Linked DNA regions of Homo sapiens: region 2 is linked to region 1. A link is an interaction called in ENCODE POLR2A ChIA-PET data of the cell type or tissue named here. Cell type or tissue: OCI-LY7. All regions are shown on one strand. Each heading gives the region's core, and the rest is flanking DNA. Links, peaks and the distances in the headings are about the cores only. Region 1 overlaps SLC25A33 (solute carrier family 25 member 33). Region 2 has its middle 20 kb from the start of MIR34AHG.

Region 1 (15,442 bases), core at 5,809-10,808:
ACCCTTTGGTAAGAAAGGACCCAGAATTCCATACTGCTTAGCATGAGCTAGCTGGAAAGTTTAATGCTTACCTTGATGGTGCAACTCCAACCAAATTTGGACCCAAGCCTCTAAAAAGTGACTTTGGTCCCTCTTTCTCCAAGATCGACCTGAATAATAAGAAAAGACAAACCTTTAAAACCCCTCAGGCAAGGCCTATTAAAAATGATAAAGAGTCAACCTTCTCATTAGTTCCTTGAGAGAATAAAATGTTTGAGAGATGTCAAGCTCGACTCTTATCTGATTTGGTTACAATACAGAATCGGAAGGCTGTAGAATACTGCTATCATTAGCACAGTGAAAAAACATGCCTCAAAAAGCATCAGTTAGACATATTTTCTTTCTCTCCCTTTTTTTTTTCTTTTTGAGATGGAGTCTCGCTCTGTTGCCCAGGCTGGAGTGCAGTAACATGATCTCGGCTCACTGGAACCTCTGCCTCCTGGGTTCTAGCAATTCTCCTGCCTCAGCCTCCCAAGTAGCTGGGATTACAGGCACTCACCACCACACCCAGCTAATTTTGTATTTTTATTTATTTATTATTATTATTTAGACGGAGTTTCACTCTTGTTGCCCAGGCTGGAGTGCAATGGCGTGATCTCGGCTCACTGCAACTTCCGCCCCCCAGGTTGAAGCGTTTCTCCTACCTCAGCCTCCCGAGTAACTGGGATTAAAGGCATGCACCACCACGCTCAGCTAACTTTATATTTTTAGTAGAGATGGGGTTTCTCCATGCTGGTCAGGCTGGTCTTGAACTCCTCACCTCAGGTGATCTGCCCGCCTCAGCCTCACAAAGTGCTGGGATTACAGGCATGAGCCACCACACCCGGCCCAACACAGGAGGAAGCTGTGCAGAGTCTGTACTATACAATGAAATCCTGTGAAAGCAGGATGAGTATCTGGCAGAGGGTGCCACACAGGGAATAATTTCCTCATCATAATAAGATTCACTGAGAAACAGGTTCAGAGATTTCTTTTGGATTTACTGCTTCTAACAATCCTATCTTCTAGATCTTTACCTAATGTAGTAGAATCTTATACAGGGATATAAAGAATAGAGCCAGCTCAGTGCTCATACCTGTAATCCCAGCATTTTGGGAGGTCCAGGTAGGAGGATCACTTGAACCCAGGAGTTCCAGACCAGCCTGAGCAACACAGTATAAACCCCATCTATACAAAAAATGAAAAATATTAGCCAGGTGTGGTGGTGTGTGCCTGTGGTCCCAGCTACTCAGGAGGCTGAGGTAAGAGGATCACTTAGCCTGGGAGGTCAAGGCTGCAGTGAGCCATGATCATGCCACTGCACTCCAGCTTTAGCGACAGAAAGAGACCCCTTGTCTCAAAAATTAAAAACAAAAAAAAAGTTGGCGGGGGAGGGCAGAATTTAAGGAATAGAAAACTAATAATTTTCATGGACGGATGACGGTTATTTAAAACCAAAGCCTAGTATCTCAAGTCCAAAGATTATACCGTGACTGCTTTTCGTTTTTCATTTTCTTTTCTTTGTTTTTTTTTTTTTGAGACAGAGTCTCACTCTGTCACCCAGGCTGGAATGCAGTGGTGCAATCTTGGCTCACTGCAAGCTCCGCCTCCCAGGTTCACACCATTCTCCTGCCTCAGCCCCCCGAGCAGCTGGGACTACAGGCACCCGCCACCACGCCCGGCTAATTTTTTGTATTTTTAGTAAAGACGGGGTTTCACTGCATTAGCCAGGATGGTCTCAATCTCCCGACCTGATGATCCGCCTGCCTTGGCCTCCCAAAGTGCTGGGATTATAGGCGTGAGCCAATGCACCCAGCCAACTGCTTTAATTTTAAACTTTTTTTTTTGTGATGACATACACATAATAGAAAATCTACCATTGTAACCTTTTTTTTTTCTGAGACAGAGTCTCGCTCTGTTGCCCAGGCTGGAGTGCAGTGGCATGATCTCAGCTCACTGCAAGCTCCGCCTCCCAGGTTCATGCCATTCTCCTGCCTCAGCCTACCAAGTAGCTGGGACTACAGGCACCCACCACCACGCCCAGCTAATTTTTTGTATTTTTAGTAGACACAGGGTTTCACTGTGTTAGCCAGGATGGTCTTGAACTCCTGACCTCGTGATCCACCCACCTAGGCCTCCCAAAGTGCTGGGATTACAGGCGAGAGCCACATTGTAACCATTTTTAAGTGTACAGTTGAGTGACATTAAGTACATCCACACTGTTGTGCAACCATCACCACCATCTACCTCCAGAACCTTTTCATCTTTTCAAACTGAACTTTTGCACTCATTAAGCACCAGCTCCCTAGCCCTCCCTCCCGTCAGGCCCTGGCAGTCACCATTCTACTGTCTCTAATCTGACAACTCTAGGTATCTCTTATCAGTGGCGTCACATCTTTTTTTGTGACTGGCTTATTTCACTCAGTCTTTGAGGTTCATCCATGTTGTAGCATGTGTCACAATTTCCTTCTTTTTATTTTATTCCTTTTTTGAGACAGGGTCTTACTCCATCACCCAGGCTGGAGTGCAGTGGGACGATCTCGGCTCACAGCAACCTTCACCTCCTAAGTTCAAGCAATTCTTGTGCTTCAGCCTTCCCAGTAGCTAGGATTACAGGTGAGTGCCACCACGCTCAGCTAATTTTTGTGTATATATATATATATATATATATATATTTTTTTTTTTTTTTAAATAGAGACGAGGTGTCACCATGTTGGCCAGGCTGGTCTCGAACTTCTGGCCTCAAGTGATCCACCCACCTTGGCCTTACTAAGTGCTGGGATTACAGGCATGAGCCACTGTGCCCACCCAGAATTTCCTTTTTTTTAAAGGCTGAATATTATTCCACTGCTGTATATACCACATTTTATTATCCATTCACCCATCGATGGACACTTGGGTTGCTTCCACGTTTTGGCTATTATATGTAGTGCTGCTATAAACATGGGTGTACAAATATTTGTTTGAGTCCTTGCTTTGGATTCTTTTGTGGAATCCAAGTGGAATTGCTGGATCACACGGTAATCCTATGCCTAATTTTTTGAGAAACCACTAGGCTGTTTTCTATAGTGGTTACACCACCTTACATTCCCGCCTGCAATGTAAAAGGGGTTCCGATTTCTCTATAACCTCGCCAATGTGCTTTTCACACAAAAAAGTTAAATATTGTTTCCAATTAAAAGCGACTTAGAAAATCCTGAAAGGATTGTATGGAACATTCTTTAGAGGCATTTTTCCGCAGCAACACAGTTATTCACGTTGGTTAAATTTACTCTCTTCAATGGTTCAATTTCCATGGTATCCAGTAGAATTTACATTGTTATATAATGGTCTTCTCTAATTTAATCTCTTTTTCTTATGGAGGATTTCTCTTTACTAGTAGTACCATCCATTTGATAGCACTTAAGGTTGATCTAGCTCACAAATAATCATATGCTAGTCAAAAGTTAATAGAATGGCTGGGAGCAGTGGCTCACATCTGTAATCCTAGCACATTGGGAGGCCGAAGCGGGTGGATCACTTGAGGTCAGGGGTTCAAGACCAGCCTGGCAACATGGTGAAACCCCGTCTCTACTAAAAATACAAAAACTAGCCAGAAATCACTTGATCACAGGAGGCAAAGGCTGCAGTGAGCCCAGATCATGCCACTGTACTCCAGCCCGGGCAACAGAGCAGGACTCTGTCTCAGAAAGGAAAAAAAAAAAGTTAATAGAATGTTTTACTTTCATTATAACACACAGAAGGTATGATGAAAAGGTCTTTCACTTTATGGAAAAGATGTTCCTATAAAGTTAATAGTAAAGTAAATCCTGTCAATTCTATTTCTACCTCTTCCACTTTCTCCACAGGGAAAGTTTCCCAAATTAAGCTGGTTTTTGGTGCAAAAGAGGTACAGCTGACATTCTGGTCCACAGCATACTGGATAATGTTAAAGTTTCATCTATTTCCAGCTCTCCTTCCTCAGATCACTATGTAACTTTTCATGCTCTAGATTCTCTGAATGTATAAAGTAAATAGAATTTTGAATCTTAGCTTCTCTTCTCCTAATTTTTGGATGTTTAAAATAAAGAATATCTGTACCTTCAAGAGCTAGTAGTAGGCTAGCAATTAGATGAAAAAGAGTGGAAAGAAAAAAGTAAAACTATGTCTATTCACAGATGGCATGATCTTTTGTTGAAATACTAAAGAATCGGCCGGGCGCGGTGGCTCATGCCTGTAATCCCAACACTCTGGGAGGCCGAGGCGGGCGGATCACGAGGTCAGGAGATCGAGACCGTCCTGGCTAACACAGTGAAACCCCATCTCTACTAAAAATACAAACAAAAAAAACTAGCCAGGCGTGGTAGTGGGCGCCTGTAGTCCCAGCTACTCGGGAGGCTGAAGCAGGAGAATGGCGTGAACCCAGGAGGTGGAGCTTGCAGTGAGCCGAGATTGCGCCACTGCACTCCAGCCTGGGTGACAGAGCGAGATTCTGCCTCAAAAAAAAAAAAAAAAAGCTATTATTTTAAAAAGTAGTAAGTCAGACCTTAGTTCAATTTATATAATTTTTTTTTTTTTTTTGAAACGGAGTTTTTGCTCTTGTTGCCCAGGCTGGAGTGCAATGGCGCGATCTTGGCTCACCACAACCTCTGCCTCCCAGGTTCAAGTGATTCTCCTGCCTCAGTCTCCAAGTAGCTGGGATTACAGGCACCCGCCACTACGCCCAGCTAATTTTGTATTTTTAGTAGAGACAGGGTTTCTCCATGTTGGTCAGGTTGGTTTCGAACTCCCTACCTCAAGTGATCTGCCCACCTCGGCCTCCCAAAGTGTTGAGATTACAGGCATGAGCCACTGTGCCTGGCCCATTTATATAATTCAATTACATAAAAATATTATGCAGAGACAGTAGTCTTATTTTCTAATCAAATCATTTTCCTTACTGACAGGTGTTAAGCCCAGGCCCTTTTAAGTGATCCCATACAACCTCTGCCTCCTGGGTTCAAGCAATTCTGCTGCCTCAGCCTCCTGAGTAGATGAGATTATAGACAACAGCCACCACGTCCTGCTAATTTTTTTTTTTTTTTTTTTGAGATGGAGTCTTGCTCTGTCAGCCAGGCTGGAGTGCAGTGGCTGCATCTCGGCTCACTGCAGCCTCCGCCTCCCAGGCTCAAGTGATTCTCCTTCCTCAGCCTCCTGGATAGCTGGGATTACAGGTGTACACCACCATACCTGGCTAATTTTTGTATTTTTAGTAGAGATGGGGTTTCACCATGTTGGCCAGGCTGGTCTTGAACTCCTGACTTCAGGTGATCCGCCCACCTCAGCCTCCCAAAGTGCTGGGATTGCAGGCGTGAAACACGAATATTGCCCCTTTTTTTTTTTTTTTGAGACGGAGTCTTGCTCTGTCGCCAGGCGAGTGCAGTGGCATGATCTCGGCTCACTGCAACCTCCACCTCCCGGGTTCAAACAGTATTGCTCTTTTAAGGGTTCAAGCAGTATTGCTCTTTTAAACGATCGAGCTGTCTGAACTAAAACCTCTCTCAAGTAACACCCTGAAGTGGCCTATACTTTATAATATAGCACATAATCAAGATTTTCAAACGCTAAGTGTATCAAGAAATTGTGTAAAGTTTAGATCCTCTCTGTGGTCCCCATTAATGTACCCTGTTCAGCTTCAGGAGTCATTTAAACACAATTAAGGGAATCTCTGGCTCCAGGAAGCTTGAAGCCGCTCATCCATAATGCAGTAGGGAACTCGTGTCCTCAAGTGACTCAGGCCTGTTAAGAACTTAAGAAAGGCGGTCTCCATAGTTACACATAATAACAGTTGGCAAAAAGCCAAATCTGTTACATAATCCAAACTTCTAACCTAGCTTGATGTTTACAAAACTTTTCTGGAACAATTAAGATCCTACTATAAATGGTACATTTCAGCTGCAAAATCAAGCCCAGAAGGATCCAGACTCATTTTCCCACAGTCACAAACTTTCATTTAGGAAAAAAATGGAAAAAAAAAATCAGGGTCTTGTTTGGAGCATTTTATTCTCTTCACTGTTTTATATCATAATATGCATAGCACAGACTAATCCAAGACAAATGTCTCATCTGAACACTGTGGTTCCTAAAAGATAAGATAGGAGATCACTAACACGTTACTTTTCAATGAAAAAGGCACTTGAAAAAACAAAAAGAGGGCTGCGCGCGGTGGCTCACGCCTGTAATCCCAGCACTTTGGGAGGCCGAAGCGGGCGGATCACAAGGCCAGGAGATGGAGTCCATCCTGGCTAATACCGCTGAAACCCCGTCTCTACTAAAAATACAAAAAAAATTAGCCGGGCGTGGTGACGGGTCCCAGCTACTCAGGAGGCTGAGGCAGGAGAATCGCTTGAATCCGGGAGACAGAGGTTGCAGTGAGCAGAGATGGTGCCACTGCACTCCAGCCTGGGCGACAGAGCAAGACTCTGCCTCAAAAAAAAAAAAAAAAAGAATGTGTCTCAGCAGTTTAAATAGTAAGAACTTTGCTGGAAAATATTAAGCCAGAAGATTTTTATTTTTTTTAAAAGCAAATACCTGAAATACATATACTATTTATTACTCTGGCACATTTAATAGCAGATACCTGAATCTGTTAACATATTGCCTTTTTGCTTTTTAAGTAACTATTAAAAAAAAAAAGATAGGTTCGAGATAGGTTCTTCAATAGAGAATTTTTTTCTTTAACAGAATACTTTTCTTTAACAGAATAGAGAATATTTTTTTCTCTGAATTTTGAAAATAAACTTTCTATAAACAAATTCTGTTCTCTGACAAGTCTTTTAAAGTAGTATTCCCCAAATGAGTAAGACTATTAATAAGCAGACAACTTTTTTTTTGAGATGGAGTCTTGCTCTGTTACCCAGACAGGAGTGCAGTGGCACGATCTCGGCTCACTGCAACCTCCGCCTCCGGGGTTCATGCCATTCTCCTGCCTCAACCTCCCGAGTAGCCGGGATTACAGGCGCCCACCGCCACACCTGGCTAATTTTTTGTATTTTTAGTAGAGATAGGGTTTCACCGTGTTAGCCAGGATAGTCTCTATCTCCTGACCTCGTGATCCGCCCGCCTCGGCCACAAGCAGACAACTTTTAAACGAATGACCATGTTATTTGCATGGGTTTTTTTTCTTTTCTCTTTTTTTTTTTTTTGAGATGGAGTCTCGCTCTGCTGCCCAGGCTGGAAGGCAGTGGCGTGATCTCGGCTCACTGCAACCTCCGCCTCCCAGGTTCAAGTGATTCTCTTGCCTCACCCTCCCGAGAAGCTGGGATTACAGGCACGTGCTGCCATGTCCGGCTGGTTTTTGTATTTTTAGTAGAGACGAGGTTTCGCCATGTTGGCCAGGTTGGTCTCTAACTCCTGACCTAAGGTGATCCACCTGCCTTGGCCTCCCAAAGTGCTGGGATTACAAGGGTGAGCCACTGCGCCCAGCCTTGTATGGTTTTTGAATAACAAAGTGTCTTCCAAAAATGTCAACAGGAAACTAACACGGGCTTTGTAGATAAGACAAAAGCCTGTACCCTTGTTCTTGTTTGATCACTTACTAGATAAAGACCCTCTCTGTAAACCATCGTCACCGCCGTTAGCTTAGGGATGGTTAATGAAGAAACAGAAAGCTGTACAATAATCCAGGTGAGAGAGGATGGTGGCTTCAACCCACATGGTAGCAGCCTGAAAAGGAGCCACCCTCTGTTAAGCCCCCCTAAAGCTTCCTAAGTTGGTATATTGTTTTTATGTAAGTCCTGAGTTACAGACTCTGCCTTTAGAACTTATTAACAGGAAAAGATACAAATTTCCCCCGAAGAGTATGCTTTCTTCACATGAGAATTATGTAATAGGATATTCCCCCCCACCTTTTTTTTTTGCCTCTATTAAGAGATAAAAGACTTTAAGGTTAAAAAAAAACAAAACCTTGTGTTTAAAAGCAGAGAGTAGCTATTATAATGACAGCAGCTTTTATTATTTACACGGAGGGAGGGTGTTAAGCCCTTTATATGCAATATCTTCCTGACATGCCAAAACTCATGCATTCAATTTGTATGGAATGCTTGCTATGTGACAGGCAACATTCTCGATGCTTGGGGACGATTTCAGTAATTAAAAGAAACCAAAGTCACTACCTCCAAAGAAGTCCCATTGGAGGGGGTGGTGAAGAGGGAGAAAAGAATAGAAATAAGTAAACTACACTGTATGTTGATGGACGTAAGTGCTACGGATAAAAATATAAAGCAGGAAGGCGGGCTGGAGTGTTGCGGAGAGTTTGCTTTTAAATAGCATGGTCACTATAGGGTCTTCCTGCAAGGTGATGACAGCGGACGTCAGCCGTGCAGACAATGTCTACTGCAAACACCCTGCGGTGGGAAATGTTCCTGGCCTTTTAAAGGAACAAAAAGGAGGCTGGAGAGGCAAAGGGGAAAATAGGAGATGAAAAGTCAGAAGTAATGGGAAGGGTGAGAATCGTGTAGAACCTAGTAGGCCACAGGGATAGCTGTAGCTCTTACCCAGAGGGAGACAGCAACTCTGAGCAGAGGATCTGAGCAGAGGGTTCTCTGGGTGCTCTGCTGAGATCAGACTGAGGGTAGAGGGCAGCAAGCTTTCAAGCCAGAGCAGTCAGGAAGTGAATGCACCAATATAGGTGAGATACGGTGGCTTCCATCAGGACAGTGGTGGAGGAAGTAGTGAGAAGGGGTAAGATTCTGTATTTATTTTGAAGGTAGACTTGATAGGATTTGCTGCAGGGCTGAGAAATAAGATCCAAGGATGACTATGAAGCTTGAGATCTGTGTAGCTGGAAAGATGGAGCTGCCTCTAACAGAGACAGGGAAGACTCTGGGAGCAGTAGGTTTTGTGGAGTTCTGTTTTGCTCATGTTACTCTTGGATGGCTAATAAACATCCAAGCTGTCAAACAGGCAGCCGGATGGAGCGTGTGAGGCTCAGAGCAGAAAGGCTGCCAGCTTACAGATGGTATTTACAGCCATGAAACTAAGTGCGCCCACAGGAGTGGCAGTAGCTAGAGAAGGCCAGGGTCTGGGCCCTGGACCCTCCAACAGCCAGAGGTTGTAAGGCTGCAGCACAGCAAAGGAAACAGAAGCAATAGCCACGGAGGCAGAAGGGTGCAGTCCTAGGAGTCTCTGAGCTGGGAACTGCTGCTGCCTTCGCGGAGAAGCAGCAGAGGCTCAGCCTTGTGTCTGGGGCTTGTTCATTTCTTACTTTACTTTAGCGGCTTCAAGTCTTTCTTAGAAGCAAGGTGGATATACATTGAACATGACTTTGGGCATGTCACTTAGCCCTTAACCTGCATGTCCTCTTCTCTAAAATAGAGGTAACGTCACGCCTGAGTACTCATCTGCTAAGGTTGTGCAAAATCAATGAAATACTACCACGTAAAAGGAGTTTTCTTCGTAAGTGTATACACCTACTATGTACCCACAATTTTTTAAAAGTAGTCCTTTACTTGAAAGTTATTAAATAGTTGTGTGAGAGAATCTTTCTTTTTTTTGACACAGGGTCTTATTCCATTGCCCAGGCTGGAGTACAGTGGCACAATCACAGCTCACTGCAGCCTTGATCTCCTGGGCTCAAGGACATCCTGTCTTACGTAAATTGTGCCTAAAAGTGCTAAATGTGTGGTTTTTGCAATAGAGCACCTGCATTTTATTACGTCTTTTTCTAACATTTCCCAAATACATTTTTACAATGATAAGTAGCTTTCCTGATAAATGTGTCTTGAACACACTCTTGCCCAAGAATCCGTTTGAGAGATCTGAATATCATGCTCAGTTATATTCAACTCCTAAGTTCAGCCTCCTGAGTAGCTGGGATTATAGGTGCACGCCAACATGCCCGGCTAATTTTTTGTATTTTTTGTAGAGATGGGATTTCGCCACATTGCCCAGGCTGGTCTCAAACTCCTGGGCTCAGCTCAAGCAATCCATTTGCATTGGCCCTTCAAAGTGCTAGGAATACAGGCATGAGCCACCGTGCCCAGCCCAGAATTTTAAAAATATATAATAAAGCTGAGGAAATAAAGCTTAAATAAAATAGCTCTTGGGTGAAAAGTGCCACTTTACAAACACCTTTCTGACAAAACATTATAACTAAAATTTTACTTACTAACGCCATTGTTTATATTTTGATGTCAATAAAATAAACTGATTTAAAAGTATTCATGCCGAGCACAGTGGCTCACGCCTGTAATCCCAGCACTTTGGGAGGCCAAGGCGGGCAGATCACCTGAGGTTGGGAGTTTGAGACCCGCCTGACCAACATGGAGAATCCCTGTCTCTAATAAAAATACAAAATTAGCCGGGCGTGGTAGCACATTCCTGTAATCCCAGCTACTTGGGAGGCTGAGGAAGGAGAATCGCTTGAACCTGGGAGGCGGAGGTTGTGCCGAGATCACGCCATTGCACTCCAGCCTGGGCAACAAGAGTGAAACTCTGTCTCAAAAAAACCCAAAATTAATTAATTAATTAAAGTATTCATATATAAGTGATGGCTCATTATTGTGTAGCTGTGGCTGTATTAACCAATGAAGCCGGTGGGACTGTAATGAAAATAGTTTGTCTTTTGTGTGGTGTGGAAGTTGTTCCTGTATTAAAACATGGAGTGGCCTTTTTCCTTTGATTTAAATTTTACTAAACAATTGCCCTAATTGAGGGGAGGGAACAGATACACACAGACACACAGACACACACACAGACACACACACACACACACAGACACAGACACACACACAATCTCTTATGGGGGGGGCTGGATTTACTGGAGATTAGAAAGCCATAAGAATCCAAAATGTTCTAAAATCAGAAACTTTTTGAGTGACAACATGATGCTGAAAGAAATGCCCATTGGAGCATTTTGTATTTCTGGACTGGGGATGCTGAACTGGTATGATGAAGCAAATATTCCAAAATCCGAAATCTGCATTGCTTCTGGTCCCAAGCATTTCAGATAAGGGACACTCAACCCACATATCCTGTAAAACCTAAAATGGAGAAACATTCCCATTTACCTTCCAGGTTGGCCCTATTGACACCCACACTTTTGGGTAACAGTTCCCCAGTTACAGTAAATCCAAATTCACTAGTCATGATTATTTGGCAAGAGGAAATTCATTTTGAATGTTACTGAAGTAACATTACCTGTCTTCAGTTTCCTTATGTCCAAAGCACTGCATGTTCCTTAGAAGAAAGGTGTCACCCGGGACACTGGCACCGCCTAAGCATGTGAAAAGGCAAAGCAGGAGGAGTGTTCTCACAGTCCCATCTTGATGGGGGCCATGGACTCGGATCTGTCCTGAGAGCAAAGTGTCCCTCCACATCTCTGTGCTTCTGTCCCTCCTGTACCCACCCCCAACTTTCCTGCCCAGTGTCTCCACTCCTTTTCTTAGCATTTAATTTAAAAACCTGATTCTCACCCAGACACAGTGGCTCATGCCCATAATCCCAGTACTTCGGGAGGCCAAGGCAGGCAGATCTCCTGAGGTCAGGAGTTCAAGGCCAGCCTGGCCAACATGGTAAAACTCTGTCTCTACCAAAAATACAAAAATTAGCCAGGCATCGTGGTGCATGCCTGTGATCCCAGCTACTCGGGAAGCTGAGGCAGAAGAATCGCTTGAACCGAGGAGGCAGAGGTCTCAGTGAGCAGAGATCGTACCACTGCACTCCAGCTTGGGTGACAGAGTGAGAATCTGTCTCAAAAAAGAAAACAAACAAACAAACAAAAACCCCAATTTCTCCTGGAGTCTTGGACACCAATCTCCCTGTTCCCTCGCTGGGCTTCTGATGCTCTCACTTGTCCCTGGCATCTGGTCTTGCTGTTCAGTTTCGCTCAGTAAGCTCAGATGTACCTTTGCACACATTTGGCATGAATGCCCCAGTGACTCATAGTTGGGTTTTACAAATAAAACATACCTAAAAATAAACTAAGCACTCTCCAACTCATCCTGCCTTATCTAAATTGTGCCTAAAAGTGCTAAATGTGGCTGGGTGCGGTGGCTCACGCCTGTAATCCCAACACTTTGGGAGGTCAAGGTGGGCGGATCACGAGGTCAGGAAATCGAGACCATCCTGGCTAACATGGTGAAACCCCGTCTCTACTAAAAATACAAAAAAATTAGCTGGGTGTGATGGCGGGCACCTGCAGTCCCAGCTACTCAGGAGGCTGAGGCAGGAGAATGGCGTGAACCCAGGAGGCGGAGCTTGCAGTAAGTGGAGATCGCACCACTGCACTCCAGCCTGGGCGACAGAGTGAGACTCCATCTCAAAAAAAAAAAAAAAAAAAAAAAAAGTGCTAAATGCGTTGTTTTTAAAACAGAGCATCTCCATTTTATTACTTCTTTTTCTAACATTTCCCAAATAAATCTCTACACTGATAGCTTTCTTGATGAATGTCTTTCTTGAACATACTCTTGCCCAAGAATCAGTTTCAAAGATTTGAATATCATGCTCAGTTAAATTCAACTATTAATTATAGAGCATCTCAAAGTACAAGGTCCTGAGCTAAAAATCAGATATTCAATCAGTTCTCTTCTGAATTTGATTTTACCTTATGCATAGACTGATAAGCCAAATTTGACTTAAGAATATTTGGCTACTTTATAAGCAAATGAATTATTTTTTCTACAGTAAAAATAATAAAATGGGCAGGTAGCTCAGGTATAAAACAAATTTTAAAGCCCATTTTATTAAACATAACTTTTCTACACATTTAAAAATATTTCCCAATAAAAAGCAAAAAAAAAGCTGGTGTGGTGGCTCACGCCTGTAATCCCAGCACTTTGGGAGGCTGAGGCAGGCGGATCACCTGAGGTTGGGAGTTTGGGACCAGCCTGGCCAACATGGAGAAACTCCATCTCTATGAAAAATACAAAATTAGCCGGGCATGGTGGCGCATGTCTGTAATCCCAGCTACTCAGGAGGCTGAGGCAGGAGAATCGCTTGAATCCAGGAGGCAGAGGTTGCGGTGAGCTGAGATTGTGCCATTGCACTCCAGTTTGGGCAACGAGAGCAAAACTCCAGCTCAAAAACAAACAAACAAACAAACATTTTGTTTCTTTTAAAAATATTCACGGCTGGGAGCGGTGGCTCACGCCTGTAATACCAGCACTTTGGGAGGCCAAGGTGGGCAGATCACCTGCAGCGAGCCAAGATCGCACCATTGCACTCCAGCTTGGGTGACAGAGCGAGATTCTTCTGTCTCAAAAAAAGTAAATAAATAAAATAAAATAAAATATTCACAACTCTTCTGTTGTGCAATTTTTAAAATTTTACTCTATCACCTCTTATCTTCATTTCCCTCAAAAGCTTTGAGCAAGAGCAATGATGTGATGCAACAATTTACACGTGGATTTTTGGTTTGCTTTGCTAGGTTTACTTTAACTGCCCTGGATGATGGTCACATGTACACTGGGACCCCCCGCTGCCAGGGGAGCAAGGTCAGAGCTCAAAGGTATTGGTAAAGAAATCTAATTCTTAAGTTAGGACCAAGGCTATGCAAACAGAACATCACATTTGATAAGCTTGATGAACATTCTCTGTTGACAGTGGCGGTACAGGGTGTGCAGGTGGCAGGAGCAGACAAGACTGAACTTACTTCAGAACCTGAAAGAGTCCAGGTGTCACGGATGTTGGTCTCACCATTCCAGCTCCACTAATGGTCCCCAGATGAACCTGAGGATAGTAGACTGTCCGGAGAGCTAATCTTGAAGACTGCAACCGTGTCTTAATGACTTCTAGTGGACAAGTGAAAATAGCACCAACTGTGCCTCCACACCTGTAAGGGAAACCAAAGCAGATCAGAGAAGCTATACTATTCCCTACACAATGGAATGCTAAGCTTAGCTTTTCTCTCTTTAAAACTAGAACGTGCCGGGCGCGGTGGCTCACGCCTGTAATCCCAGCACTTTGGGAGGCTGAGGTGGGTGGATCACGAGGTCAGCAGATCGAGACCATCCTGGCTAACACAGTGAAACCCTGTCTCTACTAAAAATACAAAAAAAGAAAAAAATTAGCTGGGCGTGGTGGCAGGCGCCTGTAGTCCCAGCTACTCGGGAGGCTGAGGCAGGAGAATGGCGTGAACCCAGGAGGCAGAGGCTGCAGTGAGCCGATTGTGCCACTGCACTCCAGCCTGAGTGACAGAGCAAGACTCCGTCTCAAACAAAAAAAAAACCCAAAAAAAAAAAAAAAAAAAAAAAACAAAACTAGAACACAATAAAGGTTAATAAAATTAGTTGAACCTCAGCACTTTGGGAGGCCGAGGCAGGTGGATCACCTGAGGTCAGGAGTTCGAGACCAGCCAGGCCAACAAGGCAAAACCCCATCTCTACTAAAAATACAAAAATTAGCCGGGCATGGTGGTGCATGCCTGTAATCCCAGCTACTCAGGAGGCTGAGGCAGAGGTTGCAGTGAGCGGAGATCTTGCCATTGCACTCCAGCCTGGGCAACAGAGCAAGACTCCATCTCAAAAAAAAAAAAAAAAAAAAAAAAAGTTGAAATCCCAGAGCTAAAGGGTAACTACTATTCCCACGTTAGCACATCCTTTGGGGCTTTCCATTCTTGGCATTTTCACCTAACCCCTTCCCAGTATCTAGGTATTCTGAGTGCCCTTTTATGGCAAATTATGCACCTGCTTCATCATTTCCAATGGCTTCATACTATCTCTGCCTTATCGATTGATAAGATATTAACCAATTTCCTACTGTTGGACATTCATGTAATTTCCAATTTCACTACCATGCTGCAATGAATACTCTAGAAAAGTATTTCTGCACATTCAAACAAAATAGTTCATTCAGGTGAAGATACTATTTTGAAAATCAATATTTACTCCAATACAGACCCTTCTTAAAATTTGATTAATTACTTTCGGCCAGGCACTGTGGCTCACACTTGTAATACTACCACTCTGGGAGGCTGAGGCAGGTGGATTACTTGAGGCCAGGAGTTCGAGACCAGCCTGGCCAACAGGGTGAAACCCAATCTCTACTAAAAAAAAAAAATACAAAAATTAGCCAGGTGTAGTGGCACATGCCTGTAATGCCTGTAATTCCAGCTACTGGGGAGGCTGAGGCAGGAGAATAGCTTGAATGCAGGAGGCAGAGGTTGCAGTGAGCCAAGATTGTGTCACTGCACTCCAGCCTGGGTGACAGAGCAAGACTGTCTTAAAAAAAAAAATCTGATTAATCACCTTCAACAATGAAGTCCTTGTGTTTCCCTCATTCACAACTAATCAGTTAATCCTGTGTTTTCATTACTCACACTGTCTCTCTGGATCAGGGTTCCCCTAAGCCAATCATTTGAGTATTACCCTTATATTCATATCGAGATATTACCTGAATTACTATTTAAATATTTTTCTTCAAGGCAACTCACTTATTTATCCTAAAATACCTACTTCCATCATCTCTT
Region 2 (15,442 bases), core at 3,630-8,629, 360 kb after region 1:
GAGGAGGCTGTGGGCAGAGGACAGCGGGCAGCAATTGGACCTCTTAGCCCCATGGCCTTGGGGAGGGGTCTGCGCTTTATTCTAAGACAAGGGGCAGCTCTGAAGGGGGTAGAATTGCAGAGGGGTGGGCTGCCCAAGTCAGCCCATCCACCCAGCCTGCGTGTTGGGAACGGCAGCAGCAACTTCTGTGGGCCGTGGTCTGGGGAGCTGTCATGCGGGCTGTGGGAGGCCAACTGTCACTTAGGGGGGAATTAGAAGTCCCCCAGTGGGCCGGGCACAGTGGCTCACGCCTGTAATCCCAGCACTTTGGAGGCCAAAGAAGGCAGATTGCTTGAGGCCAGGAGTTCGAGACCAACCTGGCCAACATGGCGAAACTCTTTCTCTACAGATAATACAAAAATTTTCCGGGTGTAGTGGCAGGTGCCTGTAATTCCAGCTACTCAGAAGGCCGAGGCACATGTATCACTTGAGCCCAGGAAGCAGAGGTTGCAGTGAGCCGAGATCGCGCCCCGGTCCTCCAGCCTGGGACACAGAGTGAGACTCTGTTTCCAAAAAAAAAAAAAAAGGAAGTCCCCCCAGTGGTGCAGACCATAGGGTTGCCTGGAATTGGTGAACTATTCCACCAGGCACAGATGGAGAAGAAAGGGAACGTATGTCTTCCTTCCTTCATTTACAAATGTTTACGGAGTCCGACTGCATTCTGGGCACTGTCCTAGTGCTGGGACGACGCGGGGAAGAGACAGCCGACTTCTCTGCCTGGGGGACCATTGTGTTCTCATGCAGGGAGGCAAATAATAATAAATTCCTTAAATAATCATAACTAAATATTTAAACAATAATAACAATAATAAAATAATTATTGTGGGGTTTTTTTGTTTGTTTTTGTTTCTTGAGATGGAGTTTTGCTCTTATTGCCCAGGCTGGAGTGCTATGGCACAATCTCGGCTCACTGCAACCTCCGCCTTCCGGGTTCAAGCGATTCTCCCGCCTCAGTTTCCCGAGTAGCTGGGATTACAGGTATGCCCCACCACGCCCAGCTAATTTTGTATTTTTAGTAGAGATGGGGTTTCTCCATGTTGGTCAGGCTGGTCTCAAACTCCCAACTTCAGGTGATCCGCCCCCCTCGGTCTCCCAAAGTGCATTACAGGCATGAGCCACTGTGCCGGGCAATAATTACTGTTATTTTAACAATTATAAGCAATAAAGAATAAACAGGCGGGGCGTGGTGGCTCATGTCTGTAATCCCAGCACTTTTGGAGACCGAGGAGGGTGAATCACTTGAGGTCAGGAGTTCAAGACCAGCCTGGCCAACATGGTGAAACTAAAAATACAAAAAATTAGCCAAGCATGGTGGCATACACCTGTAATCCCAGCTACTCGGGAGGCTGAGGCAGGAGAATCGCTTGAACCCAGAAGGTGGAGGTTGCAGTGAGCCGAGATCGTGCCGCCTCACTCCAGCCTGCGTGACAGAGCAAGACTCCATCTCAAAAAAAGAATAAACAAATAAGTATAATGCCAGGTGCCGACACACATGCTTGGAAGAGAAAAAAGGCTGAGCGAGGGATGGGGTGAGAAGGAGCTGGGGTGCTGTCTTGAAGGAAGGACTCTGATAAGGGGACGTTTGGGGCTAGACCAAGGGATGTGGGCTCCATGTGCAGAGATGTTCATGGCTCATGTCATGACATGACATCCTATGCATGTCAGGGACCCCAGGAAGGCTTCCATGCAATGGAAATATTTTTCATTTGGCTGCAGGATCTGAAAATGCATCCTTCATTCCTTTGTAGTTAGTGTCTTCATTCTTCTGTTAAACAAGACTCCTTTGAGAAGAATCTCCACAGAAGTCAGTTACCCCCCAGCATCTTAGCAAAGACACAGGAACGATCTATGCGGTGCAAGCAAAACTTTAGTTTCATTCAGGGAAAAGGAGAAGCCAGCAAAGACTTCAATCAGCGTGGACTGAATTTGAATCTCTCCCCTGCTCTGCACATAGTAGGCACTCCACAAACGCGTATGAAATGAACAAGTCAGAAAACCCACAGTGTGCATATATAAGCTGGCCCACCTGATATTTGAACATTTATGGGTTTGCTAAATATCCCAAGAGCCAGATTGGGTGGATGGGAGGTTGCCAGCCCATGGCTGAGGATGCAGAAGCAAGAGGAAGAAAGAACACGACTGCTTTGGGTGGAAGGGAGTTTACGAATCATGACCTACGTTTGACTTTGTGATCTTCATAGCCTCACATGGCATTGCTTGGAGCAGAATGAACTCCATGCAGTGCAGTTATCAACATGAGCTATATAAGAGATTCAAGGCAGGGAAAACCTTCATCTTCTATTGATAATGAAAGCCGCCATCTTGTTCCCCTCCCTGTGAACTGTGGTTTTGTGTTGGTGGAGAAGAGGCCAAGCACATTGAGGTCATCAGAGAAGGCTTTACTCATCCGGAAAGAAGAGTCACTATGATGCATGCAACTGTCTCCAGTCCAGATGTTTTACCATCCAGAGGTCAGGGGACTTTTTATGATTTAAGACATGGGGACTCTCCTGAATAGAATGGCGATCTTGAGTTTATCTTGGCCAGCCCTCTTCTCCAGGCAGCACCATTTCCGGCCATTTAGGGGTTCTGCCTCATCCTTAAAAGGGAAAGACGGCCATGCAGTGGCTCATGCCTGGAATCCCAGCGCTTTGGGAGGCTGAGGCGGGCGGATTATCTGAAGTTGGGAGTTTGAGACCAGCCTGACCAACATGGAGAAACCCCATCTCCACTAAAAATACAAAATTAGCCAGCCATGGTGGTGCATGCCTGTAATCCCAGCTACTCAGGAGGCTGAGGCAGGAGAATTGCTTGAACCCGGGAGGCGGAGGTTGCAGTGAGCTGAGATCGCACCATTGCACTCTAGCCTGGGCAACAAGAGCAAAACTCCATCTCAAAAAAAAAAAAAAAAAAAAAAATAGGGAAAGACTGTGCGATTAACTTTAGAGGTAATATTTTAGAACAACTTCCAGACAGAACAGTTTCCCTAGGTTTAACCTAGTTTTCTCCTGCTGTTACTGAAAATAAAAGAGACAGTGGGATTGTTGCATATTAACCCCACAAAAGGGAGCCAAGGAAAAGAATGTAGCTGTATCTGCCTTCCACCCCTGTGTGTGCAAACTTCTCATCGCCACGACTGGAGGTGCAAACAGGAATTAGACTGCATGCATTTTTGAAAATCAAGACCTAAGTTGACAGGGGTATTTGCATGCCAAAGCTGTGAGGACTTAGGGGCTAAGAAGAAATCAAACATATGTTAGAATTAGCTCTTGAAGAAAGGGAAAGGATCATCAAGTTTGACAAAACATGGCTGGGAAAGGGGCGGTCAAAAGCAAAGACCTGCAACCTTGACAGTGTCCAAAAGGCTGCCAGTGTCCTTCAGTTTCTTTTTTCTTTTTGATTTAAAAATGAATGCTCATTTCCATTAATTATTGCCCCAAGAGACATTTTGTTAGTCACTCTGGCCAAGTTAGATGTGCAACAACAAGTTTCCTCCATTCTTTTTCTTTTTTTTTTCCTGGAGATGGGAGTCTCGCAGTGTTGGCCAGGCTGGTCTCTAACTCCTGGCCTCAAGGGATTCTCCCACCTCAGCCTCCCAAAGTGCTGGAATTGCAGGCATGAGCCACCATGCCCGCCATTCCCCATTCTTAGGATGACTTCCTGTGCTGATCCACACGAGTAAGTTTGGTGAGTTTCCCCTGTGTATGCAAAGGCAGTAGAGACCGTCTCTGGTAAAGACAGCAAAGGAGGATGCCCAAAGTTAGATCAGTACAGAGCACTCATCCAAAAATGCCCAATAAATATCAGCAAGAGACACAAATCAGAGACCTGGGTTGGATAGAAAATCAATGGCGTAAAGTGGAGACGGAGAAGAATCTGCAGCCCTGGCATGATTAAGCAGAAGCATGGAGAAGGGCACACATTCTGGAGCCAGATGGCCTAAATCCTGCCACCTACTAGCTATGTGACCCAAACCTCCTTGTGCCTCAGTTTCCTCAACTGTAAAATGGGGGTGATCCTGATAACACCTGCCTTGAGAGGGTTGTATGAGAATCAAATGTCAACACAAATGAAAAAAAAAAAAACTATAAAAGACCAAGCGCGAGGCCTGGTGCAGTGGCTCATGCCTGTAATCCCAGCACTTTGGGAGGCTGAGGCGGGCGGATCACCTGAGGTCGGGAGTTCGAGACCAGCCTGACCAACATGGAGAAACACTGTCTCTACTAAAAATACAAAATTAGCCAGGCGTGGTGGTGCATGCCCATAATCCCAGATACTCGGGAGGCTGAGGCAGGAGAATCACTTGAACCCGAGAGGCAGAGGTTGCAGTGAACGAGATCACGCCATTGCACTCCAGCCTGGGCGACAAGAACGAAACTCCGTCTCCAAAAAAAAAAAAAAAAAAAAGACCAAGCATTCTATAGATGTAGCTATTAACTTCTTATAACCAAAGGAGTCCATATTATAACCCTTCAAAAAATTGAGATGGGTGGGGGCCAGGCGCGGTGGCTCATGCCTGTAATCCCAGAACTTTGGGAGGCCAAGTCGGGTGGATCACGAGGTCAGGAGATTGAGACCATCCTGGCTAACATGGTGAAATCCCGTCTCTACTAAAAATACAAAACAATTAGCCGGGCGTGGTGGCGGGTGCCTGTAGTCCCAGCTACTCGGGAGGCTGAGTCAGGAGAATGGCGTGAACCCTCGATGGGGAGCTTGCCGTGAGCCGAGATCGCGCCACTGCACTCCAGCCTGGGCGACAGAGCAAGACTCCGTCTCAAAAAAAAAGAAAAAAAAATTGAGATGGGGTCGGTGGCCATCACATTTCACTGCTGTTTTCACATGAGACAGTTCTCATATGAAAATTTTTACTGGTTGATGTCGTGGATTGAAAGATGGCCCCAGAAAGAAATGTCCCGCTAGAAGTTGTGAATGTGACTTTATTTGGAAAAAGGGTCTTTGTAGATGTAATTAAGGATCTGGAGATGAGATCATCCTGCAGTAAGATGGGCCCTAAATCCAGTGACAAGTGTCTTTATGGGAAGAAGACACACAGAGGGGAAGACAAACACAGGGACTGGAGTGATGTGTGTACAAGCCAAGGAACACCAAGGATTGCTGGCCACTCCCAGAAGCTGGAGAGAGGCCTGGGACAGATTCTCCCTCTGATCCTCCAGAAGGAACCAACCCTGCGCATACCTTGAGTTTGGACTTTTGGCCTCCAGAACTGTAAGAGAATACATTTCTGTTGTTTTAAGCCACCAAGCTTGTGGTCAGTTGTTACGGCAGCCAGGGAAATGAATGCAGATGACATTCTGGGTTTCAAAATTGGAGGAGACTAAAGAAACGCTTGCTTTGGACTTCAACCCTGTGCCTGTTCTCTGCCTCTGGCTGCAAGAAGACAACTTGGTATTTTTCCCGGTTTCAGAGTTGAAATTCTTTGGCTTTGGTCTGCATATCATCTATCACATCATCTATGGAGAGGAAACTGAGTCACAGAGCAGAGAAGTGATTGTCAAGGTCACGTGAGGAAGCGGTAGAGGCCGACCACTTGCCCAAGAGGGTGCAATGACAGGTACAGTGAGAAAATCATAGGACAAAGAATCTGAAGACCCAAATTCTAATCCAGGCGCTGCATCCCACAGGCTAGGTGACCTTGGGTGACTAAGGCCCAGCCGTTTCTCACCTTTCCATTCTTCCATTCATGAAATGGAAGGACTGGGTTACATGCTCTGTGGGGTGCCTTCCCCACTATGACACCCCATGAGTCTGTGGTCTTCCCCCACCTCAGCCTGGGTGCAGCCAGGAGGAGGAGAAGGAAGACAGCCTGATCGAGGCTGGCCCTCGTCTCTGTCCGCCAGCACAGCGCAGGCTGCACAGCCTCACCTGTGTGCCAAAGTCCTCGAGGGAGGGCGGGTGAGGGCAGCCGCAAAACACTGTGCCCACGTTGGTTGTGGTGCACTGCAGCAGTGTGGCTGTGTCCCAAGCAGGATGCGGGCAGCAGAGCCTCCCCTCTCACTCCGTTTAGAAACAAGTCACACACTCCTGGTCTTACTTCAGTAATGAAATGTACATGGAATTGATGCAATTGGTCTTTCTGAACAGTTTATTTAGAAGGGGAGTTTTAGTCTCCCCGCTCAAACACACACACACACACACACACACACACTTCCTCCTTTATTTTCCTTTCTTGGGCTCTGAGTTTGTGATAAACTCAAAACCTGGAAATACCTACATTCCTGACCACCTTCTACCTCTCAGTATATCTATTCTGCCTAACCCCTTGTGGGTTATATTAGAATGCGCTATCTTAACCATATCTGCATTTAAAGTGCTTCTCTCTCCTGGAATTTTCTCAATTAAATCCCTACCTCAATCTTAAAGACTATTAACTTTCACAGAAGCAGGAACGGGAATTTTAAGAATCACAGACGTGTCAGGACAAAATTGACACTTAGTGGCAATCTTGAACATTTCATGTGCCTGACAATTTTTTAAATGGGGTTTTCTTGAAGGAAAACAAAAATAGAGATTTCCCAAACGGTTGAGAATTTGCCAGTGGATGGAGAGGAATTTTCCTCTTCTCTTCACCCCGGGTCTACCTCTGCCCTTCTTGATAAAGCAACGGTGTCAACTTGTCTGGTGCAAAGCAGACTGTCGGCTCATCACCTCTGCTCCTTCCTGGGCATCAGGCTGCAATTCTCAAACTTTTGAACAAGTCCCGCCTTCTCCAGAATTAAGGATTAAAGACTCTGCAGAGTCTCAATCTTCTGTTTTTGTTTTTGTTTTGTTTTGTTTTTTCAAGAAAAGCATCTTCAGGTGAACAAATCTGGGAGGTGGGGCAAAGCTTTGGACCTAGTTGTGTGAGAGCGTGGGGGAGGGAGGAGGCTCCGCGGAGAGGTGTCTCTATAGGAGTGAGCATCTTGCAGTGTCAGGGGTTTAAATTCAACCGGCGGGGGGCGGGTGCATGGTGGGGGAGACCATCCCTGCCTCCTGCAGCATTGACTCCCGGCACCATTTGGGTGCAGGGACCCAGCTGACACTTCTTATTTCGGGTCCTGCCTCTCCCGAAGCAGTCTGAACTTGCCAGCATCCAGGCAGGACGGCAGCAGCTGAGCAGAGGAGAGAGGTAACTTTCAGGGAGGGGTGTGTTGGTTTCTGGATGCTAGATCAGCTCATTGACACGCTCCTTGGATAGCCAGCAGAAAGATCCCCTTTCCTTTGGGTTTTAAAAAGCTTTCTCCCCTAAGAAGCCGGAGTCCTCTGCCTGCACTTTGCAGAAACTCTGGGCGCTAAGAACTCCATCCAGGTCCTTCCCCGTTGGCTTACCGGCACAGCACTGTGGGGAGAGCTGAGTCAGTTGCTCACAGGAGTAAATTTTTAGGAATAATTTTTTAAATTGCTGTTTGAATTCTTTTTTTTTTTAAAGATTGGGTTTCTTTCTCATGTTGGTTTTATGTTTGCACCTTGTATTTTAATTAAGCTACAAAGAGTATAAGTTTGTGGAGAAGATTTTGGTGGAGGTTTTACGATTAAAAAAAAAAACTACTCCATTGCAGTCCCGCTGCAGTCCCAGAAACCTGGTTTAACTGCAGAGGCTCTCACGGTACAGCCTGCTTCTCCTCTTTACCCTTGCCAGAGTCTGAGCGTCTGGTTCCCACCTGTCTGACTTCTCCAAGCCCCCCATCCCCATCTCCTTGCCCACCTACCCTCTGCGAAGGACCCCGGTAAGTTGGCTGATGTCGGTGACAGTGGGGTTTGAAGGAGAATTTGGACACTGCAGCTTTAAGAATGCCGTACTGCGAAATCTTTCTCCTTCAAGTGACTGCAGACCGCAGCAGCGGCAGAGGCAGCAGCGGCAGAGGCAGCAGCAGAAGGAGTCAGCTGGAGGAGGAGGAGGAGGAGGAGGAGGAGGAGGAGGAGGAAGGAGAGGAGGAGGGAAGGAGGGAAGGAGGGAGGGAAGGGGATGCAGCCCATTCTCAGGTCAGCTTGTTGGGTACCTCGGACCAGGGAGTGCTCAGCCCTGGGCAAATCCAAAGCACAATCAGGACGCTGACTTTGGGCTAGTTTCCCTCTCCCACATGCTGGGGGCGGAGACCCCGTGGACTTACTGATGAGTTGAGGCTTATTCCTTGCCTCAGTCGCGTGCCATCCTGCCGCGTGTGTTTGCGTCTGGTTAGCTGGCTCTCTCAGCCATGTGGAATTGGGCCGGAGAATGCGGGTCTGGTCTCTGTTGTGATCTTTCTCCAGCTTGGCTTGAAACCTGGGAACACTGACGCAGCCTTCATGGTCTTGTTCACTGGGGATGGAGGTTTTCTTCTTCCGGATTTACTGAGATGAGCTCTGGAGGGAAACTCGAATAGAATGATTAGTGGCCGCCGGGGCAGAGGCTGTAGCATTTAAGAAGGGGATGGACTGCTTCTGTGTTGGTAGCAGGTGTTGAATGATGGGAGCATTGGGTGCCAGGCAGAAGAGGAGGGGTCTCCATAAGGGGCTCGTCTAGATGGGACTGCACAAAAGCAGCAGGAAGCACACTTGGGACAGTGGCTCTTTCTGGGGAAGTACATAAGCAGCCTGAGACATGTGAGCTATGGTCTCTGGGACCCAGACTCCTATGCACCCAGCCAAAGGGCCTCCCCAAAGTCATTTGCTGCCTCAGTAGGTGCCGGCTGGAGGAGCTCCCAGGCTGGCACTGCTGAAGTGGCATTCCCTGACACGCAGAGCTCAGATCAGGTCTGCATGGGGGGCGACATTATACAGTGCCAACAGTGGCATCTGCCCAGGTGGTCCTGGGCACTGGAGGGCTGAGCTCCTTGTGATCCCTCCCAAAGCAAAAGGGTATCTTTTTACAAAGAAATTTTAGATCTCACCATAAATCACTCAAAGGATGTGCAGCAAACCTCTCAGATATAAGTTATCCAGGCAAGCCCCTGAAACAGCAGCTGGGCTTTTGGGAACGGCTGAGGCTGGTGGAGCCACATGACCCCTGTGGGTCCCTGCATTGTGTTCTGGTTCTCGCTATAGACAGGAGCCTGAATTGAAAGCTCGTGCTTAGAGAACCTGCCTGTACCGTGGCAGGAAGCTGCTGGCGTTGAAGCTCCCTGGGGCATGCAATGTGCTCATACCAAACACCTCAGTCATTTGGGGAAATTTGGGCTCATAGACAAATGTTTAATGAAGTCTTAGACCAAATCATCGCCTGGACTAGAAAAGCACTCTGCAGGCTGAACACAATTCCCTCCCCCAGAATTAGGAGCGACTTTCTACTGGCTGCTTTCGAAGTGCCCGTTCCCTCCTTGCAGCCCTGTCTCTTGCTCCATTTTAAAATACATTCCCTGTATATTGAAAACCATCTCTCCTTCTGTCCATCAATCTGCAGCAACTTAAATTTTCCAGACTAACGTGCTTGGCCACGAACGATTTTGAGCCCAGCACACCGAAACGAGTCATTGGGGTCCCACGCACTAGGGTCTTTTGAAGTCAGCATGGCAGGATGCTAAGGATGGAGACTCACCTGTGCAGCAGGCTGAACCGTAACCCATCCCAGCCTCTGACTCCCAACCCTGGAAGCTGCGAGGACCAGCTGTTTGTCTCTGGACTTTTTAGTTTGCCCTCATCCATGGGATGGAGGTATCTGTGACCTCTCCACCCGGGAGAGGGAGAGAACAGACCTGGCCTGCCCAGACACACTTTTCTCTTCTGGTGTCTCCCTTCCCAGCCTGGATGACAAACGAGTGTCCTTCCTGCCTGGAATTAGCCAAGGGAGAGGCCTGCTGGTTGAGGGCTGCAGAGCAAATGCCACTGTTGGCCCCCAGCACTCTGTCCCTGCCCACTGGTCTCTGGTTCCCTACGGGGAGGTCAAGGGAGACAGGAACTTCACAAATGGGTCCCGGGGAAGAGCAGATGACTCCAGTGGGGCTTGTGAAAGGAACTACACAGGATGAAATGAACAAGGGATGGCCGCCCTGGCCTCTACGGTCTTCATATGGCCAGAGGCCTCCTTCCCTCAGGCAGGCACTGTCTGGGCCAAAGCCACCACGGGGTGTTTGGGAAGAGGAGGTGCCAGCCGCTGAGGTGACATGAGACCCTCAGGGATGGGCAGGTGATGGAGGGATCTTAGCCTGGGACACCTTCATCTCTCAGGGAGCAGAACAGGGAAGCTGGCTGCTAAGTAGCTAGTAAGACAGGAGCGGACCTCGGACGGTGGGGGTTGCATTTCCCAGGCAGCAAATCCACTGCAGTGAATGAAATGATGCCCACCACACCACCCAGTCACCCCCATGTCAGATCCACTAGCTTTGGGGTTGCCCTTGTCCCTGCCCACGTGTCAAATCCCCACGGCCTTGTCTGTGACCCCACAGTAACATCTAGGGGGTTCCCCGGGCCTGGGTTGGGCTTGAAAGAGAATTCTGTCTTTCCATTCCCCCCAGGCCTCAGAGCAGGGTGCATTACAGCCCATCATCGTGGAGGGGAAAAAATGAGGCTAGAGTTGGTTTCAGAATTAGATGGGGGTGCATGACTAGAGGGTGATACAGAGGGGCGTACGTTTCGGACACCCTGTCCATGTCGTGGGCCAGGCTCTCCGGGACACCTCCCAATGCACCAGTGCTGACTCAGGGGTATTTCTCCGCTTGCTGCGCTCCCACCCTTTGCAACTGCCCCAGCCTTGGCCAGCCCAGCCCTTGCAGCCAGCTTCTCCCGGTCTCCTTGCGCAGGGGCAGTTAGAACCCAAGCTGCAGCAGGCCCTCCCCCGCCCTCCCCGCCCGCCTGCCCGCCTGCCCGCCGCCCGGGCCAAGTCAGCAGTGCTGAGCGCTGCGGGGCTGCAGCAGCAGCCGGCGATGCGGAGACCCTGCACCACTGCTCCGGGCGGCGCTCGCGTCCCGACGGCCACCTCCTGGCGGCTGCGCGCAGCCGGCGCCGAGATCCAGACGGACGCACGGTGCTGATTGGTGCAGTGAGTGAGTCTCCGGCTTTATTTAGACCACCGTTTCTTGACGACTGTACTTCATTGGAGTTGAGGGCTCGGAGCAGCAGGCAGCCTTCCCCGTGGGAAGGATGACAAATGGGGAGTGCTGCTTCTAGGTGCTCGTACCAACTGGCTTCGTGCGTCCTGGGATGGGCGGTGTTCACAGGCGCTTCGGGGCTGAGCGCCCACCAAGTGTGGCGCGCGCTTTTGGGAAACTCCGTGGAAGACCAGGACGGACCCCTGGAGGGTTAGGAAGACTTTGAGACCAGCCAGGGGAAGCCGTGTCCCGGGCCCTGACTGTGGATCTCCTACTCTGAACCACGGACTCCAGTTTGGAAGGCCAGGCTGCCTTTCGGATTGGGGGGTAAGGAAGGGATCCCCAGCTCAGGCAGCCTTTTGGGCTAGGGCAAGGGGACCTCTGGAACCACATTTTTGAATGCTCCCACCCATGATTTCTGGGACAGCTACTGGAGACAAATAGAGGCTCGAAGGTGTCGGGAGAAAGGCTGTGTTCCTGATGTCATGTAGTTGAACTTGGATGTGGAGGAAGTCCAGCTTCCCCTGCAGAGTAAAACCAAGCCAGCGAATGTGGGTGGGGGCCAGCAGCTGCCGACCCTCCTGGGTGATGTGATGGGCTTAGGTGGTAGGAGCCAGGGGCCTGGGGCCAGAGAGGGCAGCCCTAAGGGGGTCTAGACAGCACCTTCTGCCCAGAATGGCAGCCTTTGGTACAAGTCTTTATTTATGCCAGTGGCATGAAAATGTCGCCCGATGAATCCCCAGGGGCCCGTTCTTGGCAAAAGCCCTGTCTCCCAGCAAGATGGGAAGTGATGTCACATTGCACTCTCCAGCCCGCTCTTCTGGGGTTGTTCGAGTTGTGAGATGGTTCGGTGACTGATGCCTCTCATTGTCCCAGACCTTGTGCTTCCCCTGGGAGACCCTCCACCCTGGTGGTTGCTTTTTCCTGTCCCCATGCTTTAGCTTGAGCATCTCCACCGTGGAGGCTGCCCTTGGAGGCTGCACTGTGCTGGGAGGAGAGGGAGACTGGAGAGGGAGAGGAGGAGGAGATGGCAGGGGCAGTGGGGCCCTCAGAGCTGGTGCAGTACTGTGCTGATGTCATCACTTTTGGGGGCCTGCTGAGGCCTGTGGCTGCTCCAGAATCGACACCAGGAGCCTCTTGCTCAGCCTGGGACAGGCACAGCATTGCGGCTGCCAGTCTCCCTGACAAGGACAAGACCTGCACCTTCCAGGCAGAGCCAACTGGCCAGCTGAGGTCCTGCGACTCCTGCAGGGATGAAGGTATAAGGAAAAGGTGAGGGCCACGAGAACCGGCAATGGGACGCTGGCGGGGCTCACCTGGCAAATTGGCAGCACCAGACTCCGGAAGAGAGGGAGCAGAAGGGAGGCAGGCCGGGGACTGCAGAGAAAGGCGCCAAGGCACTGGCAAGATCCTAGCGCCTCAGATCCTGACCGTGGCACCTCCCCACCGACCATTTTCACTTTTCACCCAATGCAGTCGGTAGTTTGCTCTGCGCTTCTCATTCTCAGCAGTTCTGATTAAAGATCAGATCCCATTTTCCTTTTATGCCTTTAAACTTTAAGCCTGGCCACCCAAGACAAATGCTCTATTCAAAGCTGGAAGATACTTAGAAATCATCTGTTACAAGTCCCCAAGCTCAGCGATGAGGACAGTGAGGCCCAGAGATTAACCGACTTTCCCAAGGACACAGGAAGCTCAGGGCAGACCTGGGATTCCCTGGGACATGTGGGACACGGATGAGATCATCAGCGCTCAACCCATCAGGCATCCTGACTCAGATGCAGTAGGACAAGGTAAGGAAACTGGGGGCTGGGAGTTGACAGAGACCTGGCGCCCTGAGAACCATGGGAGGAACCAACGGCAGCAGGCAGTGTGCCTGGGCACTGAACGCTGCCTTCGAGTCGGTCTGCAGCACCTCTGATTGACAACTGTCACTGGGCAAAGTGCCAGGGGGAGAAAACATTCGGCTTCTTTTATGGTTCCTCTTCTTTTCGATTCTGGAAAATCAGGGGGCACTTGAGCCCGGCGGCTGCCTGTTAGGTTATGAGCGCTGTAATTTAGGCTTCCTCCATCAGAGGGCTCCCGACGACACGGGAAGGAAACCGAGCTGCTTCCCATGGGGCGCAGTGGTTTGCAGAATGGGGTTTTTCATTTTATTCGATCCCACGGGTTCAGGCAGAAAAGTTTTTCATTATTAGACTCATAGAAACAGAAAGTTCGCCGTTCGGCATTTGTGTCATCTCCTAGGTCATCCCACATTCCATTTTCACAATACAGAGTGTGCGCTGTGGCTTCTGCTGCTGGCTCTCATTTCTTAGGGTAGGCCTGATTAGTCATGTGTGCATCTGTTATCTGAGGAAATGTAGCAATTTTCCCAGGAGGGGCCGGCCATCCTTCAACAGGGGGGCTAAGGAGAGGTGACGGCGGCCCACCAGCAACGATGAACTCAGCATTCTGATCCAGCTGCAAGATCTTGAAGCCAACCTTGGGTTTCAAGTCAGGCCTGGCGCCCACGTCTTGCCTGGGGAATGCTACTGATTGGCAGCACGAACCCAGACAGGAGCCCTCATGGATCAGCCACTGCGGCTGGGTCGCATCCTTCCCCCTCCAGCCTTTCCCTTTGGGATCTATCTCTGTGTCCTTGTTCGGGACTTGCTGTTCACAGTCTCAGTGCACTTTTGTGTCCAGTGAGTTCCCTCTTTTCTCTCAAATGGTTCCACTTGTATAATGCATACTAATGACCTTCAGCTACTCAGAGATGAATTGCTGCGGTTATCCAGAAGACAGCCCATTTTCTTGTACCAGGAGATGACCTCTCTTCTGCATGGTAAAATAGAGATCACACGGTGTCACACTAGAGGGTGGTGCTCTGGCTTAGGCAAGCATGAGACTGTGCTGTCAGCATCCGCGTGTGCGCAGCAAACTTGTCGGGAAAATGCTGCAGAGCCGGAAAGCTGCCAGGTCCTTCATGGAGATTTAGGTGGTGTCTCGGTCAACTTGACAGAGGTGGAGAAAGTTAGCTGAGAAATTTCACCAGGGTCATCTCAAATGGGGCCAATAGGCAAAATAGAGGGTTTTTTTTGACCCTCTGATGATGTAAAATTATATCTCCCAAATAATAATTTTTTTTTTTTGAGACAGGGTCTTGCTCTGTCACCCAGGCTAGAGTGCAGTGGTGTGATCTCAGCTCATTGTAGCCTCAACCTCCTGGGCTCAAGCAATCCTCTCATCTCAGCCTTCAGAGTAGCTGGGACTACAGGCGCCCACCACCGCCCCAGGCTATGTTTCTGTACTTTTTGTAGAGACGGGGTTTTGCCATACTGCTCAGTCTGGTCTTGAACTCCTGGGCTCAAGCGATCCGTCTGCCTCGGCCTCCCAAAGTGCCATCATACCTAGCCAAAGAATTATTTTTCTTTTTTTTTCTCTTTCTTTTTTCCTTTCCTTTACTTCTTTTTTTTTTTTTTTTTTTTTTGAAACAGGGTCTCAATCTGTCACCCAGGAGTGCAGTGGTGTGATCTTGGCTCACTGCAACCTCCGCCTCCTGGGTTCAATCAATTCTCTTGCCTCAGCCACCTGAGTAACTGGGACTGCAGGTGTGCATCTCTATGCCTGGCTAATTTTTTTATTTTTTAGTAGAGACCAGGTTTCACCATGTTGGCCAGGCTAGTCTCAAACTCCTGGCCTCAAGTGATCTGCCTGCCTCAGCCTCCCAAAGTGCTGGGATTACAGGCGTCAGCAACCGTGCCTGGCTCAAAGAATTCTTGATAGCACCTTCTTGATAATTCAGTTCAAGCCAACAATAATTTACTGGGCATTCACTGACATAAGAATCAGAGCCTGAACCAGGCATGGCGGCTCTCACCTGTAATCTCAACTACTTGGGAGGCCGAAGCAGGAGGATCACTTGGGCCCAGGAGTTCAAGACCAGCCTGGGCAACATAGCGAGACCTCATCTCAACAAAAATAAATAAATATGTTTAAAAAAAGAATCAGAGCTGTAAGTGTGTACAAAAAGTATAAAGTATGCCTGCCTTTAAAAATCATGGCTGGACATGGTGGCTTACGTCTGTAATCCCAGCACTTTGGGAGGCTGGAGTGGGAAGATTGCTTGAGGCCAGAAGTTGGAGACCAGCCTGGACAACATAGCAAGACCCCATTTAAATAAAATAATAATAACAGAAATTTTTAAAGAAAGAATAAAAAAGCATTTTACTATAGGGGTGGCAAGAAGGTGGCAAAGCACTAAGATCCAGGGGACCACTTTTCGGTGACAGAGTTGATGGTTCAGTTTGTGCCTTTTTCTCCTTCCCCTTTGATCCAAATCAAGAATGAAACTTTGACCTAAGGTAAAGAATGAAACTCAGACATTTTGCCAGCTTGCCAGATCACTTGTATTTAGAAGC

The links. Peaks named below come from ENCODE experiments on the same cell type or tissue, not always from the same donor. Only the 100,000 strongest peaks of a DNase experiment are listed, where the experiment ranks them.
Region 2: POLR2A ChIA-PET joins it to region 1 with 6 read pairs; 3 of 35 experiments call an interaction of 5 or more read pairs at or near these places.

Annotation. Positions count from the first base shown.
Region 1 is chr1:9,551,991-9,567,432 of GRCh38, reverse strand. It overlaps SLC25A33 (solute carrier family 25 member 33), which reads right to left. Exons shown (of 7, transcript NM_032315.3): 2 at 13,628-13,807; 3 at 72-149. Among named protein-coding and RNA genes, the nearest start is that of SLC25A33, 20 kb to the right of the region's middle. RefSeq lists a silencer at 11,816-12,016. In OCI-LY7, for the core only: a CTCF peak has its summit at 8,585; DNase peaks (open chromatin) are centred at 7,532, 8,622 and 9,622; H3K4me3 peaks cover 2,573 bases; H3K27ac peaks cover 3,676 bases.
Region 2 is chr1:9,194,302-9,209,743 of GRCh38, reverse strand. No RefSeq gene overlaps it. Among named protein-coding and RNA genes, the nearest start is that of MIR34AHG, 20 kb to the right of the region's middle. RefSeq lists an enhancer at 11,197-11,717. In OCI-LY7, for the core only: no CTCF peak of the experiment used is centred there; no DNase peak of the experiment used is centred there.